Linked DNA regions of Homo sapiens: region 1 is linked to region 2. A link is a contact called in ENCODE Hi-C or POLR2A ChIA-PET data. All regions are on one chromosome and are shown on one strand. Each heading gives the region's core, a stretch centred on a gene start or an enhancer-like site at or near the end of the contact. The rest is flanking DNA. Distances are from core to core; before and after follow the strand shown. Region 1 overlaps FHOD3 (formin homology 2 domain containing 3). Region 2 overlaps FHOD3 (formin homology 2 domain containing 3).

The links. A loop is a pair of places that touch in the nucleus more often than their neighbours do. ChIA-PET counts read pairs that join two places held with the same protein, here RNA polymerase II (POLR2A). Pooled maps may share reads with other maps.
Region 1: a loop to region 2 is called in a map of ascending aorta, with 2.2 times the contacts of the local background. The contact joins two enhancer-like sites. A Hi-C loop is called at or near these places in 5 of 168 maps with a recorded cell type or tissue (GM12878, Right ventricle myocardium inferior, ascending aorta and 2 more), 2 of 37 single-sample maps with no recorded cell type and 7 of 50 pooled maps. POLR2A ChIA-PET finds 5 or more read pairs at or near these places in 1 of 52 experiments (T-cell).

The regions. Positions count from the first base shown.
Region 1 is chr18:36,577,494-36,582,031 of GRCh38, forward strand. All of the region lies in intron 6 of FHOD3 (formin homology 2 domain containing 3), which reads left to right. Among named protein-coding and RNA genes, the nearest start is that of TPGS2, 250 kb to the right of the region's middle. Within about 2 kb of position 2,943, at least 10 of the 41 ENCODE cell types and tissues checked have a DNase peak (open chromatin) inside an H3K27ac peak, as active enhancers do; they include ascending aorta, where a contact is called at or near this core.
Region 2 is chr18:36,626,647-36,630,791 of GRCh38, forward strand. All of the region lies in intron 10 of FHOD3 (formin homology 2 domain containing 3), which reads left to right. Among named protein-coding and RNA genes, the nearest start is that of TPGS2, 200 kb to the right of the region's middle. Within about 2 kb of position 2,770, at least 3 of the 41 ENCODE cell types and tissues checked have a DNase peak (open chromatin) inside an H3K27ac peak, as active enhancers do; they include ascending aorta, where a contact is called at or near this core.

The DNA of each region.
Region 1 (4,538 bases), core at 1,693-4,192, 49 kb before region 2:
TTTCACCATGTTGGCCAGTCTGGTCTTGAACTCCTGGCCTCAAATGATCCACCTGCCTTGGCCTCTCAAAGTGCTGGGGTTACAGGTGGGAGCCACCACATCCGGCCCATACTAGGTGTTTTATAAGCGTGATCTCATTTAATTCTCATGAGGCCACTGTCAGGTAAGTAATATAATTCCCATTTGGTAGTTGAGGAAATAGTGCTTGATTATGAAAGCCTAGCTGGTTTCCCCATGCATTTTGGCACATCACCACCAGCCACGCCTTGGCTGCCAGGTCCCTGAGGTCTCTGGAGGTCCTGCCAAGGAAGCAGATCTATTCCGTCACTTCAGGTGCGCCGAAAGCTGGGCAAGCCTCTGGCATAGTCTTCTCTGGTTTCTGCCGGGGTGTGGAGGAGCATGTGTTAGGGACCTGACTGCAGGGGGATTTGGGAGAAGTAGTGAAAGGGACCCTGTCCTGAGCAGGTGCACATGCACCAAGGTTAAAGTGCTGTACGGGTGGCACGTTATGGAGATCAGAGTGGCTGTAGTGGGCAACATGGTCAGATGGAGTGGGGGATCTTGAGGGCCTGGATACAGAATTTGAACCTGAATTAAACAGGTCACAGAATCAGCATAGCTTTGTAGGGTCCCTGAAAAGCATATTGGATTAATCTGTTCTCACACCGCTAATAAAGACATACCTGAGACTGGGTAATTTATAAAGGAAAGAGGTTTAATGGACTCACAGTTCCACATGGCTGGGGAGGCCTCAAAATCATGGCGGAAGGCGGAGGAGGAGCAAAGGCACATCTTACATGGTGGCAGGCAAGAGAGTGTGTGCAGGGGAGCCACCCTTTATAAAACCATCAGATCTCAGAAGACTTATTCACTATCATGAGAAAAGCATGGGAAAAACCCACCCTCATGATTCACTTACCTCCCACTGGGTCCCTCCCATGACATGTGGGAATTATTACAATTCAAGGTGAGATTTGGGTGGGGACAGAGAACCAAACCATATCACATGTGGTCTGCCCAGACTGTCCCCCATCCCTGTGTTCACTGCCCACCCCCACTAGAGTGAGCCTTTCCAGGCTGCTGTTCACAGTGCTGTGCTCTGCTGGGGAGTCCATCCCCTGGCCCTACCCCTGGAGTCACCTGCCTCCCAAGGATTCTGCTGTCCTTTGGGAGCACTCAGCCCTGGTTTGATTTGGGGAGGAGTATGGTTCTAGTTTTAGGCTGTATCTCCTTCTCAGGCTTCTCAGAATCCTGGTGATTGTGTCCTTGTGTGGTTGGAAGGGCTTTTTCTCTGTGGCTGGCACTGGCATGCGAATCCCCATGGGGTCCCATATCCGTGGGTGACCCTCACATCTTGCCCTCAGGTTTTCTTTTTCTAGTACTTATTGATGAGAGAATTTTTCCCCATTTCAGATTAGAAACAGCTATGCTTTCCCTCAGAAGATTGAAAATCTTTAAAAAAAAATGTTTGGCTTTGTTTTCTATGGAAAATGGAAGTGACTCTGTTTTGAAACTGATGTAGGTGACCTTGGACACTGAGTGAAATGCTGGGCTTTCTAGGTTGCATCAGCCAGACCGAGGGAAGATTTATATCTCATATCCTGTTTCAGTTTTTTCTCCTTTTTCCTTGCTTGTGCTGGGAAGCCTCCCTAACTTTCATGTTCATTTGGAACCTGCTCCCTCCCCAAGGCACTCTGAATGGTCTCAAGGACATAAAAGCTAGGGAGATGGGAAGAGATTTTGCAAGAAAGATTGACTTTTTGTACATGACACAGCTGAATTAAGATATCTTTATGGTTTTATGATGGCCATGATAAAACACCAACAACTTGCCCTATTTCTAAAAGGAAATAAAACCTAACATGCTTACAATAGAAAAACTGACAGTCTGTTAGCTCATCACCAGACAGAGAATAGAGTGAGGGCAAGGTTAGGGAAGGTGGGATGGGTATGGGGAAGAATCACTGTGAGCAGGGAGAGATTACATAGAGAATGCTGTGGTCTGAATGTGCCTCCCTAAATTTTTGTGGTGTAAACGTGATCCCCAATGCAACAGTGTCAAGAGGTGTTTAGGTCATGAAAGCTCTGCTGTCATGAATGGATTAATGCCATTATAAGAAGGATTTGTGGAAGGAGTGCATTTGCTCTCTTTTGATTCTCTGCCATGTGAGGGCACAACCTTCCTGCCCTCCAGAAGATACAGCAACAGGCACCATCTTGGATGCAGAGAGACTGGGCCCTCACAGTCAGTGCCTTGATCTGGGACTTCCCAGCCTCCAGAACTGTGAGAAATAAATTTCTGTTCTTCATAAATTACCCAGTCTCAGGTATTTCTCTTTATAGCAGCAAAAATAGACTAAGAGAGGAAAGGCACAAAGAAAAGAAGAGGGAGAGATAGAAAAGAGGGAGGAGAAGGACCACGGAGGAGGAAAAGAAGAAGAGCAGCAGAGAAAAAAAAAAACAGAAATAACAGAAATGCATGCCATGGCTCAGAGTCTCTGATGTGGCAACAGCATCATATTGATATTACTTTGGAATCATTCTGTAAGGAAAATAAACAATCAGGAAAGAATAAACACACAGGAAAATCTTTATTGCATTTCTAAATAACATGGAAAAATTATAAAATTAAAAAGTTTCAAAAATACATTTGTAGGAATTGTGCTTTCCCAGCCTCCCCATCCTACACGGTGCACTCGGTGTGTGCTTCCTCAGTGGTGGTTCAGGACTCTGGGCTGCCTCTTCAGGGCCTCTGTCTAAGGTGGCACACTCGCCTCCTCCCTAGCCATTTGGGCCGTCAGCACTGGATCTGTGTGGATTTCTGTCTTCATCTTTTATTTTCCCAAAGGCAGGTCTAGAATAGTCTCTGGCTCCTGTGTTCTGCACTGTGCTGGTCATAATGAGGACAAGAGAGTGGAGCCAAGAGTCAGCCTGTGCCTTGGAGTTCACTGTGTTGTTGGAAAGGAGAATTCTGGGGAACAGTGATGCCACAGCCCATCCCACTAACTGTGATGTCACATGAAGGTCTCCTGCCCCCCTGCAGGGTGTGCTCTGTTCTAGGCGAGTTGCTGAAAGTTAACAAAGGCAGTAGCTGCCAAGTTTATTTCCAGTCTACATAGTTCTAATGAGATCACCTCTTATTTACAAAACCAATAGAGTGTCTGCTGATACTCTTCCCTCACCCCCATCTGAATAATGAGAAATTGAAAAGAACAACAGATACATCAACCCAAGACCCTTAGATTTTGAGAAGGAGGCCTCAGTCTCCTCCTTAAACATACAGTTTGGTCAATACAGCTGCAATGGGTTTTCCCCAATTCAAATTAAGAAATCAGCAAAGCCAGGGGCCCTAGCATTTCCTTTTGACAAAGAGTCAGATTTATCTTAACCTGGAAAGGTTACCTTGACATCCAGTTGCCTTTGCCTTATACAGTCACAGAGTTGATAAAGGAAGTACTGGAGCAGAAACATCTTGTCACTGTGTTTTCATAATTCATCATTTTTCTTCCATGAAAGGCAACAAGATGTGATTTTGCAGCCTGCCAGAGGCTCATTATGCAATGCATATTTGCAGATATTTGAGACTCATAGCCAGGGGAGAAAATAATGCATTCGTAGCCAAATAATGACTTTTTAAAAGAAAGAAAAAAGTGTTTTCAATAAAGTGTTTCTTTCTATTTACAAGAGCCAATCTTTAAACTCTCCAGTCAGAGGTAAGAGGCAGATGCCAGGCCCATGACTTATCACAGGATGTGGATTTTTTTCTCTTCATACATCTGGAATTCTAATTAATTGGAGTAAGATGATTCAGTCTATACAGCATGGCCCTTTGTCACCCAGCACAGAGAGTCTGTCTCTTTATCTCTATGGATCCTCTTTTGGCCCAAGGGGAAGGCCTCAGGGCCCTGAGCCTGGCAAACTCTCACCTCCTTGCTGCCTCTTAGGGGTGCCTCAGGGCGCTGGCATGGAAGCTTCCCTGTCTGCATTGCTCTCCAGGTTAGCTTGCCTTGCTCTGTCTAAGTTCCCATCAGCCCCATTGGATCTCATCCTTCCATCTGTGCCCCATATTGCTGATCACAGGTCTCCAGACTTCCTTTCTACTTGTGTGAGGGTGTGCAGGCCTCCCTACTCCTATGTAGGCCTATCTGGAGGAGCCCTGGCCAAGGCCCTCCTTGCACGCACGTACACACACATACATACATGCTCGTGCTCATGCGCTCTCTCTTTCTCTGTCATATACATTAGAGAACCTATGAGCCCACCCGCCAGCCACCCCACCCCCAACACTGGGGACATTGCTGAAAGTTTGTTTAGGACTGCAAAATGAAGAAAAAATAAGTAACGTGGTGTGTAGAATGGAGTGGTGGAGGAGGGGAAATTGACAGGGATGGGAAAGCTGGGTGGGAAGGGTTAGCTCAGTATCACAGCTGTGAGGTGAGAGTAGCAGTGGAAACAGAATAATGAAAAAATAGAGACATTTTGAGGACTAGCCTTCTAGGAGGAGATTTCTGGATATAGGAAAATAAAAGGAATCAAAG
Region 2 (4,145 bases), core at 1,520-4,019:
AGTCTGGAAGCAGGAAGTGCTCATATCACTTGGCTGGATCATCCTCCCTCATCATAGAGATCCTCCTGGGAGTCAAATTTAGGTCACCAGGCTACATTATGAGGAAGAAAATCACTCAGAATAAGTTGGATGACCTTAAGAAAGAGTGATCAAGATATATCCCTCCTCTCCATCTCTAAGGGAATACCCCACCAGCACCAAGAGGTGCCCCAAACAATCTGATACCCATGGAATCATTTGAGCAGGACCCAGGCCATGCCTTCAGATACCTGTTATCCCAGGAGGAGGAGGGACTGGTTTGAGATAGATGTGCAACCATGGTCTATGTTGACACCCCTCTTCTACCTCATAACCCCAGATGCCCTCTCTCTACAGGCTTTTATGTTTCTGAGAGTCTGTGTACAGCTCTATTTTAGTGAAAAGAAGACCTAAACTTCTAAACATATTAAGGAAAGAGAACCTTTACCATGAGCATTGCATTTTGTGATCTAGAATCTTAAAGAAACTCAGCCAATTCTCAAAGAAAAAGCCCTCGAAGCTCTCTTCCAGCTGGCTTGAGAAGTTAACATGAAGAGAATTGAGGAAATTGTACACAATCCTCTGAAAAAGGCCTGTATATAAAGCCACCGAAGATGCTGAGGGTAGGAGTTAGGTGGACCTTGTCAGTAGTACTTGGTGTTCTCCTGCTTCATCATGTTTGTTCCTTGTCTGTTTCTTGCTGTTACACTTTTCGAGGATTCCTGTGTTGTGAGTTCAGGTGACAATGCTTTGCAATAGGCTGGTAAGGATGATGATACGGAAGTGGACCATCCTGGGCACGGTTCACAGTCTTGAAGTGCTGGGCTCGGTAGGATCTGAAACAGGAGGCCAGAGATGCCACTCTGAATGCTGTTTGCTTCATTCTTTTTGGAATTTCACTTTACTGGAATTATTACTTCAACATTAATTTAGTAGCATTTGAGCAAAATATACTTTGCAGCTTGTAAAGATAGGTGATGTTTTATCTATCTAGATTGATGATTATGAAGTGACTTCATTTACGAAGCCTGTTGGAGGGATTTTGCCTGTGGCCCCAAAGTGACGGCATGATTTTGATGAGGTGGGAGTGCGATAGTGGGAATGCAGTGGTGAAATGCTGATTGGGAAATGATTTCTTCCTGCATAGCTTAGTCACCTGCTCAACATCTGTGCCTCAAACAGTACCTCAGAGTCAAGTGGCTCATTGTGTTCTGTCCCCTGCAGACCTTGAAAGACACAGAAGCTGCCTCATGTACATATATGCACATTGCTCTTCATCCCTGCAAACGCCCTGGCCGCACCTAACGCTAGCTTATAGCAACATGCCTTCAGATGCCACATATGAAGGATTTGGGGCTAGATTTTATAACTCAGTCACCCAAGTGATGCCAACTTTTGTAAAGAAGGGAGAAATATGTTTTAGAAAGGGGTTCATATTGTTCTAAAAAAATATAGGGCAGTCTCCACTCAGATGGTCCTTTTGCATCATTTGAATTTAACTCTCACGATCATCCTCTGTAAGATTCAGACAGGACAGGTTTTATTAACCTCATTGTACAAGTGAGAAAACAGATGGGGCTAAGTGCCTATTCCAAATCACAGGACTAAGGGCTATGACCAAGGGCTGGGCCCTTGGCTCTTAATATCCAAAGTATACAGACTCCTTCCCAGTCAACCACATCCCAGCCAACCACTCCTAAACATATTCTTCAAGCGAGATGATTAGAGAGACAATTTGATTTACATTCCTTGTAGGTATTTTTTTGTTTGAGGTAAATACAAAAATTCAAAGACTTGGAGAGAAATGCTTAGTCTCCCTGTAGACTTAAGCCAGCTATGTGCTTTAATTCTAATAAAGACTAATAAGAGCTTGAACTCAGATTTGTTTGCTTTGGTTTCTTAGGAAATACAACTCTACACTGAGCATTTGCCCAGTAAGGTACAAGTTTATTGGTCATTGGTCAACTAAAAGCATCTTTATGGGACCATGTGTGTCATAATGAGTTTCATCTTTGCACTTAAAGTTTACAAATTTCATTGGAAGGGGAAAAAATCTTAGTGCTAGAAAGTTCTTAAAATTTAGCCCAAAGCAGGAGCCCTTTCTGTCAAGTTCCCAAGAGATGGGGTACACTTCCAGGCATGGGTGCTCTTTCTCCTGAGGTACCCCATCTGCCCTTGAACTATTCTGTTTATCCTGGTTCTTCCTCTGTTGACAAAAACAGGGCTGCTTCCTGCTCTGTGTGTCAGTCCTTCTGATACCAAACACTGCATGGGACTTAACACGTGAACTTTCAGTTTCATCCTGCTGATTTCCACACAACATTCCAAACTATAGAAGTAATTTTGAACTTCATTTAGTCACTAATGTTAACAGTTGTGCCATGCAGCTTTCAGTCATGTGTATATTTTAATATACGTGGAAGAGTGACCTGGCAGATAGTGGATGTTGACAACTGGTTAGGGAGTGGAGGGTCCAGACTAGTGCCACGTGCCTCAGCAGCAGGGTCTGCAAACTTTCTCTGTCAAGGGCCAAGTAACATGTTAAACTTGGAGTACCAGACGGTCTCTATTGCAACTACTCAACTGAATTCTGCCTTTGTAGCACGTCAACAGCCATCAGCCACTGGTACTGGCATGAGCATGGCTGCATTCCAGTGACATTTTATTTATAGACACTGAGATTTGAATTTTACATGTCATGAAATATTATTCTTTTGATTTTTTTTCAACCATTAAAAATGTGAAAACCACTCTTAGCTCACAGGCCGTATAAAAACAGGTGGTAGGCCAGATGTAGCCCACAGGCTGTAGTTTGCCAACCCCTGTCCCAAGGGTCTGGGTTTCTTGAGGGAGGTTGGGGGAAATTGGCAAAGGAGAGTATGTGGCATATGAGAGAAGAATCCACTGTGTTATGTGTGAGGGCTATGGGGAACAGTATTCTTAGATTTGGTGTTAGAGCAAGGAAGTCAAAGGAATATTCCATGAAGAGATAGAGACTATAGGGGACTTTGCTGATGGCTGATCATGAGTTCCCAGGGCACAGAGGAAGATTGAGGGGTCGGAGAAGGGCAAGAGATAAGCCAGATTGAGGGACACATGGAGAGGGAGGGGACTATGTGATGAGTCCAGGGAAGATTGGACTGTGCAGGCCGGGATTGGTCCCAGTGGTCCCTTCGGGCAGTGGTTCTTGACCGGGGTGATTTTGCCACCTAGGAGACATCTGGACACATTTTTGGTTGTTATAACTGGGACGGGGTGGTGCTGCTGGCATCTAGTGGGTGGAGTCCAGGAATGCTGTTCTACTTAGTGCAGGATAGCCCCCTGCCAAACAAATAATTATCTGTTTTAAAATGTCAGTAGTGTTGAATCTGAGAAATTCTGCCTTAGGGGAAGGCAGATCGTTGGTTATGTAATCCACATGATGCTGAGATAGAGAGTGTTTTGGCTATTGGAAAGGGTAGTTTTCTTAGAAGCATTTGGAACTCTGTGCACCTACCTTAAATATTCATGTGCATGGGTCAAAATTGACTCTTTTTCAGAGAATATAATCAGCTAAAACACAGATCTATAGAATATATTTCTAGTTTAAAAAAATCCATTGGCATTTTACAAACAAATGTCATGGAAACAGATTCCTTAAATGAGATATGAATTGTCTTTCACAGCTGACTGGTTACTCTGGGCTACTACATGGTTTACAGTAGAGTCTTTTTTTTGATTTTAAGTCCGTTTAGCAAAGTTTCACGCTTCAAATTCTCAGGAAATATGCTTGAACACTTTTAGGGGACCAAGCCTTGACTTAATCTCATGCTACTCTCAGTAACTGAAATGCCAACAAATCCAATTCTAATCGGCTTCATACACATCCATCACTCCAAAAAATTGACATAATGGAATGTGACACCAGCATAAAACAAGTTGGCAAGAGAGAACAATGATTATATAAGAGAGGTGTGACAGTCTACATCCAGGCTTCACGAACCTGTTCAGAGGAAGAGGAACCTGGCACAGTCTCACCAGAAATGTTCAAGTGGAGCTGAGGAATCTGCATTGAGAAGCAGCAGTGGGCAACTCTCCTCTTGGCTGCCGATACTTTCAACTGATGGTCAAGAAGGAAAAAAGTTACA